2 separate regions of the Homo sapiens genome follow, and region 2 is linked to region 1. The links are chromatin contacts, found by Hi-C or POLR2A ChIA-PET in ENCODE. All regions are on one chromosome and are shown on one strand. Each heading gives the region's core, a stretch centred on a gene start or an enhancer-like site at or near the end of the contact. The rest is flanking DNA. Distances are from core to core; before and after follow the strand shown. Region 1 holds the start of NMNAT3 (nicotinamide nucleotide adenylyltransferase 3). Region 2 holds the start of RNF7 (ring finger protein 7).

The links. Hi-C counts contacts between places; a loop is a spot of excess contacts on that map. ChIA-PET counts read pairs that join two places held with the same protein, here RNA polymerase II (POLR2A). Pooled maps may share reads with other maps.
Region 2: a loop to region 1 is called in a map of B cell, with 12 times the contacts of the local background. The contact joins the promoter of RNF7 here to the promoter of NMNAT3 in region 1. A Hi-C loop is called at or near these places in 1 of 168 maps with a recorded cell type or tissue (B cell) and 5 of 50 pooled maps. POLR2A ChIA-PET finds 5 or more read pairs at or near these places in 1 of 52 experiments (activated T-cell).

What each region holds. Positions count from the first base shown.
Region 1 is chr3:139,674,775-139,681,643 of GRCh38, reverse strand. It overlaps NMNAT3 (nicotinamide nucleotide adenylyltransferase 3), which reads left to right and starts at 3,672. Exons shown (of 7, transcript NM_001401600.1): 1 at 3,672-3,939. RefSeq lists a silencer at 3,569-3,618.
Region 2 is chr3:141,734,710-141,741,578 of GRCh38, reverse strand. RNF7 (ring finger protein 7) reads right to left here and starts at 3,281. Exons shown (of 3, transcript NM_014245.5): 1 at 3,063-3,281. The coding sequence starts at 3,237. RefSeq lists enhancers at 2,130-2,808, 3,009-3,248, 2,809-3,488, 3,599-3,648, 3,689-3,738 and silencers at 2,809-2,988, 3,249-3,508.

The sequences.
Region 1 (6,869 bases), core at 2,423-4,922:
AACAGAGTCAAGGAAACCAGAGATGAGAATGGCTGACAGCTGGAGCACTTGTCAGGGCAGATCCTTGAGGGCCTTGCACACCAGGGGGAGGACTTGAGATTTTACCCTAATTGTGGTGGAAGCCACTGGAAACTTTTGAGCAGAGGAGTGTTATAAACTGATTCACGTTTTAAAAGGATAATTTTAGCTCAATAGTAAGTATAGCCATGAAGCCAAATTGACAAAGTGAAGGTTTTCTAGTGAGGACCTGCTTTGATGCTTGTATAAGAAAGATCTGGCATGAGCACTATCTGTTCACTGTTTGTAAGAAAACACCTGGCCGGGCACGGTGGCTCATGCCTGTAATCCCAGCACTTTAGGAGGCCAAGGCGGGTGGATCACCTGAGGTCAGGACCAGCCTGGCCAACATGGTGAAACCTTGTCTCTTCTAAAAATACAAACATTAGCTGGGCGTGGTGGCGAGCGCTTGTAATCCCAGCTACTTGGGAAGCTGAGGCAGGAAAATCACTTGAACCTGGGAGGCGGAGGTTGCACGCCACTGCCCTCCAGCCTGGGCTACAAAAGTGAAATTTCATCTCAAAGAAAAGAAAAGAAAATGCCCATCTGCTGAAGTAGTTGCAGTGACTGAAAAGTTTGCCCTCTTTGGTCATTTGAAAAGTCCACCAGTCTCCCTTTTACATTTTACTTTTACCCACTCAAAGCTTGCTTTTCCTCAGCGACAGGTCAGAAGTCAAGGTTAGAATAGGTTCATCCAAATACAGAGGCTGCCCCAGTCTACGGCCTCATCACAATCCATCCACAAGCAAGCTTTCCAGAATGGCCTCAGGTCCATCCCAGGACTGTGACTCTCAGCCATCTGCACATTGCTTACTGCCCAAAGAGTTCCTCCTGAAACTTCATCAGCACACTGTTAAGTGATAGAAGGAAACTGCAGAATAGTGTTATACTGTAGCCAGATCTCATTTTAGTAATGACATTTTTATGCCTAGAAATAATGTTTTAAATGTTCAAAAATATGAGCTAAGTGGTCAGTTCCAGCTTTTTTCCCTGTAGAGACCTGTCTCCTGCAGCCTTGGGTGGGATGATTCCAAGGCATGCTCTTCACACAGTTTTCTAGGGTTTTCCCCTAGGATTAAGCCCTAAACATCTATTATAGTAGCTGGCTTAATCTTTTATTGAGCTCCCCTTTTCTTCCCTGTATTGCTTCTTCATTACTCTGCTGGTGTTCCATGTACCTCTCAAATAACTACTTGCATTAATTCTTACCTCAGGATCTGGTTCTGAGGCACTCAAGCTGAGACATCCTCTATGTAAAATCTTCCTCCTTCCTGAGGTGGCATTAGGTGGCCACCTTCCTTGAGCCATAATGGCAGATAGGATCCAGGAGAAATGAAACTTACCAATAAAGGAGAGATCTGAAAATATTATTCCCATTATACCCATAATCCAGTAGTCTTTTTGTGAGCTTAAGCAAATACAAGACTTGCATTTAGGTATTCCTCCTTCTAAAAAATTAGGAGGTAGTTGCCTCTCCAAAATGGATTTCTCAGCCATTGCGTCTTCACCGCTTAGGTTAGGTAAAGCTTGGCTATTATATGAGGTTCTTACCTTCCAGCACAAGGGGACGCTACTTTTTTAAAAAAATATTTTTATTTCCATAGGTTATTAGGGAACTGGTGGTATTTGGTTACATGAGTAAGTTCCTTAGAGGAGATTTGTAAGATTTTGGTATACCCATCACCCGAGCAGTATACACTGAACCCAATTTGTAGTCTTTTATCTCTCACTCCCTTCCCATTCTTCCCCTCTGAGTCCCCAAAGTCCACTGTGTCATTCTTATGTCTTTGCATCCTCATAGCATAGCTCCCACTTATGAGAATATACCATGTTTGGTTTTCCATTCCCGAGTTACTTCACTTAGAATAACACTCTCCAATCTCATCCAGTTGCTGTGAATGCCATTAATTCATTCCTTTTTTCTTGCCTAGGAAACCAGGCTTCCTCCTAGACCAAGCTTTAGTCTTCACTACCTCAGGCAGAGAAAGCTTCCCTTGCATGAGGAAGTCATTGCCCAGCCTCTTCTCTGCTCTCTGTGTGCAGCTTCTCCCTCCCTGGCCTAGGGCCCTGACCCAGAATGACTCTTCAGCCCACGATTTTAATCGAAGGCCTCTAATCAACCTGTGGTACTACATGCTACACAAGATTCTCAGAAATCCCTAAGCTTTCTCATGAGCCTCCCACCCTGCTGGGAAATAAGCTGACTTATCAATTAAAGAATATCCAAAGATGTTAAGCCACTTAATCCTCCCCAAAACTCAGTGCGGTAGGGGTTGTTACCTCCCATTATACGAAAGGAAAGTGAGGCTTGGGAAGTAAAGAGACTTGTCCAAGATCACCTTCTGGAGCCACATTTTACACCACAGGTAAGAGAAAAGGGATCCGAGAGGGCACGGACACTGTGTCTTCAGACTGAGTGGGGAAGTACCATTTACCTGGGTACTTATTGGGTGCAAGTTGCATGCCCCCGGTGCTAATACACAAGGGACAAATTTATGGGCCTCCTAAAACTGTGGACAGTGCACCCGTCCAGCCAACTTCATGGGTGCACCGTGAGGCTCTGGTGATGTGGACAGGCTTATAAAACACTCTCCATACTAAGATGAGGTTGTGTTCCTGTGTCTAGGAAACGCTGGAAATTAAGTGTACAGCAATCAAAAAACCTTGACATCATCCTTGATGTCTCTCTTTTTCGCACACTCCAATTCACTCCATTAGGAAACTGTATTGGCAGAATCTAGTGAATCTTGTCCTTCAAGGCCTCTCTCTGCAAGGCTCCCATGAGCCCTGGGGGCTTATGGAGAGTTCTGGGTGGGCAGAGGAAGCCAGACTGCGTTAGGGAAGCAAATTTGGGACCTAAATTTCCTAAGAAGGTTTTAGGGGATAGGGACCCCAATCTCTAAGACCCCAGGATTCTGTTAAGATTTATTTTCTCATTCCAAATAAATGTTCACTGGCAAGCCCTAATTCTGTCTTCTCTTTCTTAAGCAGCCCTCCCTTCCTTCTCCCCACACAACTGTGTATGCTTCAGGCCCCAGAAATCCTTCCCTGCTTTGAGGTCTGGCGTTTACCAGGGCAGGGCTTGAGAATAGAGGTGTAAATTTGTCAGAAGGAAACAGGGGCCGCGCAGTAAGAGAGTAGATCCTCATATAACATGGCAGAAAGTCAATGGATAAATCAAGAAATCGCTATGTAAGTTTCTTTTTTTATTTTTTTATTTTATTTATTTATTTTTTTTTTGCGACAAGCGGGTGACCACTAGAAGAAATTAACGGAGGAATTGTTAAAAAGAGCTGTGATGGGAGGGAGAAGTGGCCTGTTGCTTTCATTATAAGCAAATCTAGATAATTTTATTTTCTAATAAGTAAGTGGGCGTTACTTTCATGTATTTTTTTAAAAGAAAATTAAATAAAAATACAAAACAAACAGAATACAAAACAGGAGAATAAAAAAGCAAACACGCACGCAACACAAAAGAGCCTTGGCGGTTGGGAGCCAGCGGGCGGGGGCGGGGGCAGGGGAGAGGGCGGGGCTTAGGACCCTGGGCGGGGCCAGGGCCGGGTCTCCTTAGGGCCCGCCCCAGCGAAGGGGCGGGGCGCAGATCTGTTTCCCTCAGACTCCATCTGCCCGGGGCCGCTAAGGGAGCGCAAGGTCAAGTTCGCCTTGGCCCCGCCTCCAGCTCAGGTACTAGGGGATCTAGACCTGAGGCTGCCCGGGCCGGAGGCAGCCTTGAGTCCCGAGACCAAACGTCGTTTCCCTCTCGGACCTCGGGCGCCGGGCCGCGCGCTGACCGACAGCCCCTGCTAGGCCCAGCAGGTCCCCTAGTCCCCCGCAGTCCCCCGAGACTCGCCGAGCGCCGTTGCTGAGCCCTGCAAATAGCAGGTAAGCGCAGCGTGGGCCCCTCGTCAGCCCACTAGGACCTGGATCGCGGCTGAATGCCCGGGCCCACGTGACTCCTGGCCCCTAACTGAGTCCTGGGAGTCCCCGCTGGGGCGACAGGTGGCGGCGGAGTGCGGAGCCATCCGGGGTGGCGCGAACCGGGGGGACAGCTCCGCGCTGCCTCTGCGCGCCGGCGGTTCTCGCTGCAGCGTGTCAACCTAACCCCCAGCTCCCCTTTGGCTATGACCAGAGTCCCGGAGACGTGGGTTCGGATCCCACCTTTAGCACTCGTGCACTCAAAGGTTAAAAATATAAGCACAGTGTCTAACAAATACTTAACGTGTTCCACTCAGTGTCCGCTGCTGGGCTAAGTGCTGGGGTTACAGTAGCAGGCCAAAAAATGTGGTGCCCTCCCCCGTGCAGCTCACAGTCCAGTGGGGGGAGACCGACAGCAAATGGATATCTATGCAAACAAGTGTGAACGTTAAAACTGTGGTCAGAGCTATGAAGATTGAAATTCTAGGGTGCTGGAGAGATTTTATCAGGGCCCCCAGCTACAAAGGCTGCTGGAACTAAAACTTTAGAGAATTCCCGGGCGGGGAACAACAGAGCAAACTCATTTTGTTGGGAGAGAATGTGGCTTGAGGAAAGGAGGGTTGGTGGGGCTGGCCTGCAGAGAGCTGGGGGGAAAGCAAGTTCCTTAACCTTAACGTTCTCCTCTGTAAAATGGGATTGTTCTACCCATTGAGAATGGAAATGGTGAATGTAAATGACTTAGCACTGCGTGATGGGTGCTGGATGTTACTCTGCACTAAACATCCAAGGCTTGATGTTGTTCTGGACTAAACACAGTGTGCCTGCCTCTCAGCAAAGTCACTTCCCCTCTCCTTGAGTCCTGTTTCTTCCTCTATCAAATAAGTGGTTCTGAGTAGAATCTCTCAAACAGCCTGTTCTCTAAAATGATGACTGGTTTAGTTGTTCATTCTTGAAACATTTAACTGGCGCCCACTTTACCCTGGCTCTGAGGATTCAGAGAGAAATCAGACAGGGGCCCTGCCCTCCTGGAGCCCATGTCCGGTGGGCCAGGTGAAATAAAGTGACAGTTCCACCCTGGCACAACCCAGAGAAAGGGTTCTTACCCACTGGCCTTGCAGGGGAAAGCTTCTCTGTTTTTCTCAGAAAGCCACCCAGGAGCCCCTGAAGGTATGGTTCACACAGCTCCACTGAGCATCAGTTACTTCTTGAATTTCATTGGTGGTTCTCAGCTTTTGGTGTCACCTCTTAAAACTGGACAGAAGACTTCCCAGAAGCAGCAACTATGCTGGGACCTTGCTAAGGACGTGTCAGACCTTGAGACCCCATGGATTTGGGAGAGCATTTTAGGTTTCAGGAAACATCTGTCAGCTGCTCACTGTATTTTATTGGCTCAAATGATCCCAATTTCTTATTTGGCTCTGTTCACAACATTGTTGTAGACAAAGAAAGTGCTCCATGAAAACCAACTGAGAGGCCCAGAGAGTAGGGGAACCCAGATGAGGCAGGAGTCTGGCACCATTTGTGGGGAGTGGTAAAAAAGAACAGGTATGATGTTAACAGAGGGTGTTGGAGGGAAGAGGAGAGAGAGCAGCCATTGTGCAGCCTCTCTTTTCCCCTCTCAGACCACTGCAGGATGCCAGCCCATGAGAAGGGAAGCTCCAGGCTTGGTGGTCACAGACCTGGCACTTCTCAGCTCTGTGACTGACCCTGGGCAGCTCACTCACCTTGTGAGTCGTGAGGATTGCTCAGGCTTAACAGGTGCTTAGCATATCGTTGGCCCTGAAGAAATATTAACTCCCACCCTCTCCTTCTCCTGAATGAACTAAAATATACATAGTTGTAGTGTCTACCTCAGAAGGTTATTATGGGGATTTAATGAGGACCTAAAATACATAGAGCAGTACCTGACATGTGGGAGGATACTACTACTATAACTATTGATATCGTTCCTTAGTCTGGACAAAAATTGATGAAACAAGACAGGGCAGAGGCGGGAGAGGGATAGGAGTGGAGGCAGTATGAGGAATTGTGCAGGGTGATTAGTCAGGGGGTTAGATTATCTGTTGCAGTGGTTTTGCCATAAAGCAAGAGCCTGGCAGCAGAGAGGGGTGTTCTGCATGATAAAGGGCCTCCTGGGCAGCTGCACTGTCAGAAAGCCCCAGAAAGCCCCAGTGTCTTTGTAGACTCAGGCCAAAGAAAGCGTAGCAAAAGTTGGAGAAAACTAGGGTTGAAAAGGGTCTAAAATGGTCTTTTTGATGATGTGTCTCTAACTGATGGCTGAGTGGGGGTTCCCTGCAGGGGGCTGCCACTGCACCTTGCAGACCCTTGCCATCCCTTTGAGCATGGTAACTGCCTGAGACCGTTCTGGCTCTTTGACCTGGGAGCTATGGAGTCTAATTTTGCAAACTTCTCACCCAGCAGAGTACCAGGCCAAAAAGGCATGAATCAGTAATGAACAAATAAATGAACATAAACCCAAGAGGCAGATTTTTCATGGTATATGTGCACGTGTGTGTGTGTGTGTGTGTGTGTGTGTATGTTTAAAAGGAATACGAAGGTAAGGAAAGATGACTAATGTATTTAAGCATTTGCTGAGGGCCAAATATTTTCATGTATGTCGCAGCTTAGTGGTGAACACCATAGTCTTGTAGTCAGATAAAATTGCTCGTGTGACTTTCCCATGTATCACCAAAGTGCTCTAAACCTGTTTTTGCATCTGTAAAATGAGAATCACTGTAGCTAATTCATAGGGCTGTTAGGAGCATTAAGCAAGATAAGCATATGAAGCACTGACCTCAGTATACAACATGCAGTATGGTAAGTGCCCGGTCAATAATGGCTGCCTTATTATTATATTTATTAATCTTCCCAATGATCTCCACAGTGGTAAGGAAACT
Region 2 (6,869 bases), core at 2,032-4,531, 2.1 Mb before region 1:
AGAAAATAGTTTTTAACATAAATAGGAGAAAAATAATTCTGTAAAAATAGAAACACGGTTAAGTTGAAGCCTGCTTCTCTTCTTACACTGGATTCTGCTCAGGCATTTGTTTGCTCCTTTCCACATGCTCTTACCCTTAAAAAAACACCACTGCCCTAGTCTCTTCAGTGTGGATTAAAAACAACCACTGCCTCCTGAGGTTTTCTTCAATCCCACAATTACTATCTCCTCTGTGCAAGGAGTTATGCACTGGGGACACCAAAATGACCAAGGCTGGGTCTCAAGGGGCTCAGGAGCAAATGGGGACGTAGACAAACACCTAAATATCATGAGGGTTGTGATATAACAGTGAAGACATCCTACCTGAATCTGGCGCTAGTTCTGTGCAATCACAGAATTTTAATATTAAGGTTGGTGATCCCAACTGCCTCTTTACAAATTAGGAAAATAAGGCTCCAAAAAGTTATGTGAAATATCCAAGGTGATACAGTCATGAAGGGTTACTCTGGCTATTATAACTGGCTGTACTAGCAAACCTATTCCCCTTTTCATCAGCACTTGCTCACTGTGTAATCATCACTCCTTTCTGAATGAAGGGAGGAGAGTGGAAACGAAGAGAGTGTTATCCATATCAGAATGGGCTGACAGGCAAGTCTTGGGAGCAGAAAGTATAATAAATCACAAGTGTGTGAGACAAATTCCAAATACTAAGGAAAGGGAACTAAGTGGGTTCTTGTTGCTGAATTTAGGAATCTCTAAATTACACTTATAGCTCTGATGTAGATTATCAAAACTGACCCAAATCTACACAAATTCCTAAAGTTTCAGATAAAAGATAAAAAATTGCTTTAATGATCTTCCTAGAATCTAAAACAGCACATTTCTAAGGAGTACAATAACACCTTTTAGAATGATGCTAGGGTAAGGACTAGGAAGTCTGGAAAAAAAATTTCCTTCTGCTGTCACCTGACCTCTAAGTGGGTTTTAACACCTCATAAACAAAATACAAAGGTCTAGCCTAGAATAATTTCCTGAACCCAAAGTACAGCTGTTGTAAATATGCAAGACTGATCCTGTAGTAGCAGAATACTTGCTATAATTAGAAAGTTTATGATGAAATGTGTCATTTATAGTCTATACTTTGACCTACATTAAAATCTCTCAGTAAAGTTTATTTGTTGCAAAGTTTCAATCATTATTTCAGGTTATACATTTCCACTTACTCTTTAAATGTTTTTCCTTTGGGGAGGAAATAGCTTTTTGGGAGACAAATCTTTTGAAAATACCCTTTGGGAACATTATTTTTAAACTGGAAAGGAACTAAGTGAAAGCTTAGTTTCCTTTAAACTAAAGGAAATTTATTTAGGAGATAAAATGTTTAGCGAAACTTGTCTTAAAAAAAAAAAAAAAGAGTCTCCTGGATCAGTTAAAAATGCTTCCCAAACTAGAAATTATGATTCCTAAGTGGGGGTAGGGGCAGCTGTATTGCTGGCAAATAAACTAGATACTTTTAAAGCCTCATATGTTTTGTTTGTTTGTTGCTGAGACAGGGTCTCATTCTGTCACCCAAGCTGGAGTATAGTGGCAGTGGCAGTGGCAGGAACAAGGCTCACTGTAGCCTCGACCTCCTGGGCTCAAGGGATCCTCCCACCTCAGCCTCCAGAGTAGCTGGAGGCCACCATGCCTGGTCAGCTTTTTATTTTAATTTTTAATTGTACAGACAGGGTCCTGCGATGTTGCCTAGGCTGGTCTCAAACTCCTGGGCTCAAGTGATCCATGTAAAATAAGTGGGTCATGTCTAATATCAAGGTCTTTCAAAAGAGAAAGATAAAAATATCTGAATCCAATTGTTGTAAATCCTCTTTGAAACAAGCCCTTAGGAATAAAAGACAAAAGAGCATAAACTGCGAAATCTCTTGATTCTGGTATGTTTACAGTCTCACCCCCCTTAAGGTGAGCAATTCTCTGTATGTTCTCCAATTCTCTCATTTTTCAAGACAAGTCACAGTTTTCAAACGATAGAAATGTCCGTTTTCTTTAACTACCCTCAATAAAGAATTCCACTGAAGAGGGTCTCATAGTAATTTTAAATGCCCTATCTGAAAATACAACTTGCATTTAAATAGCACCTGCTTTTCAAAGTGGTCTGAGTTCTTAGAACCATATAAAATATAACAAGATTAAGCTGTTCTGAAAAGTTTCACTTGGTCTAATATTTTAACTCAAAATATCACAGAAAGAAGACATATTTGTAAGAGGGTTCTCCACAAAGGCATGACTCAGAGCAGCACAGTATCTTCTCCAGGAAATGGCATCCAATATGGAGAGGGGGGTGTGATGGAGGTGAAGTTTTACGTTTCTGAAAAAAGGGCTTACAATTCTTCAGCTTCCATGAAACTTAGATATTCTTGAACCACACTGTTCCCTTCAAGCCACGCTAGTGCTATCTGACCCGTCTTAAATCAATCCAGATTTAAAAGCCATTCGAAGAGCGGCGGTAAGCTAATCCGGAAATGCAATGGCTATGAACACTTTCCTGCGTCCCTCGAGGAGAACTAAGGGTGTCGTTTTGTGGAAGATGACTCTGGAGCATCACTTTGGTGGTGACCAAGACTATTAAAGTTCACTGCTGAATCACGGCCTTTACCCTGACCACCTTGTGTTGAGCTTTTAGAGGTGGGGCTGGGGCTGGACACACAAACCGAAGTGTTTCCTGCTAGTTCCCAACAATCACCCGGTTTTACTTTCTTGGTCACACCCATCACTACCTGAAATTACCTTGTTTAACTCCGTTTATTGCCCGTCTCTCTCCCTAGAACACCAACCACCCGGCGCAGGGCGCCTGTTGCACAACCCCGCAGCCCCAGGCGGCGGCCGCAGCCCTCAGGAGCCGCAGCAGGAGCGTGGCTCCGCGTTCCTCCGGCGCCGGGGCAGGGCGACCTCCACCCACTCTCCCAGGCAGGGCACTTTCCGAGGCTTCTGACGGACGCCCGTCCCTTCCCAACCCCGAGGTCGGCTCCCGGAGGCCGCAGGGCGGCCCTGGACTCGCGTGCAGCGCTTACCCATCACCTGGACCCTGCAGATGGCGCACGTATCGCACTCCACGTCCCAGCTCCACATGGCCACCGCGTTCCACTTCTTGAGGGAGAACATCTTGTCGCCTCCCGACTTGGAGCCTGAGCTCCCGGAGTGAGAGGCCAGGGCGCAGGTTTCCTCTCCGTCTTCCACGTCGGCCATGGCGGCGCCGCGGAGCCGACGGCGGAGACGTTGGCTTGGGGAAGGCGGAAGGCTAGGGCGGCTCTGTGGAGCCGCCCGACGGGCCACAGCGCCGCCCGCAGGCCGCCAGCCACCGTGGTGCCTAGACCCCGGCTGCCCACGATTGGCTGGCGCGGCACAGTGACGTCACCTGACGCCAGCGCCAGGGGGGCGGGCAGGCCCCGCCCTCGCCGTCCTAGGCCAACTGAGAGGGCTCGGGCCCTTATGGGGCGACGCCGCTGAATCTGCCTGCTGCGCTGCGGGGTGTTACGTCTGAGCAGGCGCACAGATTGTGCAGGGATATGTGTCCTGCTTTACGGCTTCATTAAACCTACTGCTCTCAGAAATTATCTTGTTAATTTATTCGTTTGTCTCTTCCCTCCCAAATGTAAAACTCTATCAGAGCAGGAAACATGTTGCTATCACCACATTATCCTCCGTATCTGCAAAATGCCTGGCCACAGGAGGCACAATTATTTGTTGAGTGAATAAATGATCTTAAAGATCTAGAAATCTGGTTCAGTGATTCTCAAAACTTTTTGGTCCCAGGACTCCTTTTCACTTAAAAATTATTAGGACCTTAAAGAACTTTTATTTATGTAGGAAATGTGTAAATATATATATATATACACACACACATATTATGTATGAATATATATACACATATACAATGAATATATGTATATTCATATATACATACATTTCCTGTATATGTATACACACATATGTAGAGATTAATGTTTGCTTTTGAAGAAATTAAAACATTTTAAAATGTATTCATTAAAAATCACAGTAGTAACCTCATTACAGGTTATCATTAGAGGGATGACTTCACATACCATGTAGTTGCTAGAAACTCCGGTGTACACTCGTAGAATGAGAGTGAAAAGAGAGAAATAGCTCTAAATATTGTTAGGCAACTAGTTTGCCCTCTTTTGACCGCTAAAAGAGGTCGGGATCCCAGGAGTCCCGGTGTGTGGCGACACAACCCACACTTATTTTTCAGGCCCCGCTCCCTCAGCTGCACAGTCTCCATTCCTTCTGCTCAGTACATTTGAGCTAGTTTAACTTCCTCTTTTTATATGTAGGACTAATGAGGTCTGAAGAAGTGAAATGACAAAGATCACATCGTTATTATAGTAGTGCTTCTACGGCTAGCCCACCATCACATGTGTTTCCAAGAAAGCCGGTATCTCCATTGAAAAGAAAACAGAAGCACAGCCAGCCTAAGGAGATGCCTGACCCCACCATCACCTAGTGGTGGACAGCTACTCTGTCAAGTTTGGATTCTGAGCCTCTCCCCATCCCCTCATTTCCTGATACCTGGGCAAAAGCTAACCAGACTAATGGAGCCTGGCAGGGGAAACAAGAATGCATTAATATACAGAAACATAAATATGGACACAGGGTCACATTTGGTTAGATGCAAATGCGTATTTGTTGAGTGGTGTGTTAAGGGCTGTGAGGGTACAGGATGCAGTGAGGGAAAGCCTCATGAGAGAGGTAGAGGATGCAGTGAGGGAAAGCCTCATGAGAGAGTAGAGGATGCAGTGAGGGAAAGCCTCATGAGAGAGGTAGAGGATGCAGTGAGGGAAAGCCTCATGAGAGAGGTGAAGTTTGAACTGGGGGAACATGGGAGGTCTTCAGGGCCAGTGGAGAGAGCAAACCTCTCTGAGCTGTTGGCCAGAGCAGGGCACAATGGTGGCAGCAGACAGGAATTGGACCACACCTACTTTATAAGCCAGACACCCATTGGAGTGAGCACACAAAACATGTGTTCTCTTCTTACTGAACGACCACACATCTGCCTAGAGATGGCTGTAAATGCTAGGTATCTAACAAAGAAGGAAGGCTGGCACCAGAGGAGGATAAAACGCACCCAGTTGGTGAGAAGTTTGAAAGTCAAAAGGATGAAATGGTGAAAAGGAAAAGAATGGTTTCGCTGGAGGAATGGTATGTGCCCTTGCTGAGGCATGAAATCTGGAGAGAGGTGTCTGCTGCAATGAAATTTAAAATAGAAGCCAGGAGGGAGCATAGGGGCGGGAAGTGGGAAGGCAGGTGGAGGAGATGAGTACAGTTTTGACACACTGCATGTCAGGAGAACTTTTTCTCCTGACAAAAAGAACAGGAATGAGTGATGCGCCAGAGTTCAGTGCAACAAGCAAGCATGCATGGGGAGAAAGGAAAGCAGGAGTGAGGCAGAAAGTTCAGGCTGCAGCAGCTGTTCAGGCGTGGTGGGGCCAACGGGTCCCCTGTGATTACCTTCCTTTGGTTCACCTTCATGAGGGCTTGTCTGCCATCATGAGCACCCAAAGGGCAGGAACTATAGGTGGCCTTGAATGCAGCAAAACAAATATCTGTCCTTCTCATGGCCTGCTCAGTTCCCACTCCACCACTGTGCATTGTTCCTCTCACCAGTCCTTGGTGTGTGGTGACACAACCCACACTTATTTTTCAGGCCTGGCTTCCTCAGCTGCACAGTCTCCTTTCCTTCTGCTCAGTACATTGAAGACGTAGTTTCTTTCATTTTGAGGACTTCTCTTAAGCAAAATATTTGAGGACTAACTAATAAATATTTAGGAAAAACTTGTCTCAGTACAAGTGGACATTTTTGTTATTTCTTTGGTCCTCACTCCAACCATCATTTCCCCCTTCTATGCCATTCATCTTTAACAAAATAAGTTTTCCTGTTGCCAGGGAGGTAAAACTTTCACTCTACCCTCTTAGGTTCAGTATTCGGGGGATTGCAAATTAAACCAACAAAACACAGCTTAGCAGGAGAAAAGATAGATTTTTATTCACTGAAGCAGTCAGAGTTCACAGAAAATTATGACTCAAGGAGCAATTAGAATTTGGGGCTTATATACTGTCTAAATAAAGGAAAGGGAGAAGGAGAAAGGGCACTTCTGGGAAAAAACTTTCAGAAAAGATAAACAGGCCTTTGGGAGAATAGATGGGAGATATGATAGTTTTGTGACAAAGTCTATTAGGTGATTTATTATCCCAGTACCAACTTCCTGTTTCTAAAGATAGGGTCAATCTTCCCTGGTTTTGAAATTGCTGGGAAGGAATTTAAGACAGTTGAATTCTTTTGAGAGGCAAGTAAGTTCAGGGAAAAAATTAAAATAAAATAAAACAACTCTTCCTGCATCCACTGATTCTCAAATGCCTTTAGCTCAAAATAATCCTTATGCTATAGTGGCATATTCTGGACTTCTTTCCTGTACTAGGGAAAGAAATAAAAACAAAAACAAACCTGATGACATTTGCTTGTTGAGCTGGAGTAGTTTCCCCAAAAGGACCAATGTTTGGAACCATAATGACAAAGCAAGAAAATTGTTCCTAGAGGCTAGAGATCAAAGCTAGCCCGAAATGTATAAGCTGCCTCCTCCTGGGAATGTCCTTCTAAGCAAGTCTGCTCTCCATCACACTTGTCAGACAAGAGTTATGGCTCATCTTTTTTCTTGGAAATAATTGTGTTTATGTCCATAGGTCCCTGAGCATTTTCTGGTCTTCTTTGGTCACATGGAACCCTCCAGTTCATTTGCCTCTCTTGGTCTTAGGTGAAGGTGCTATGGCCGGAAATCATTAGTCCTGCCACCCCACTCCCCCAA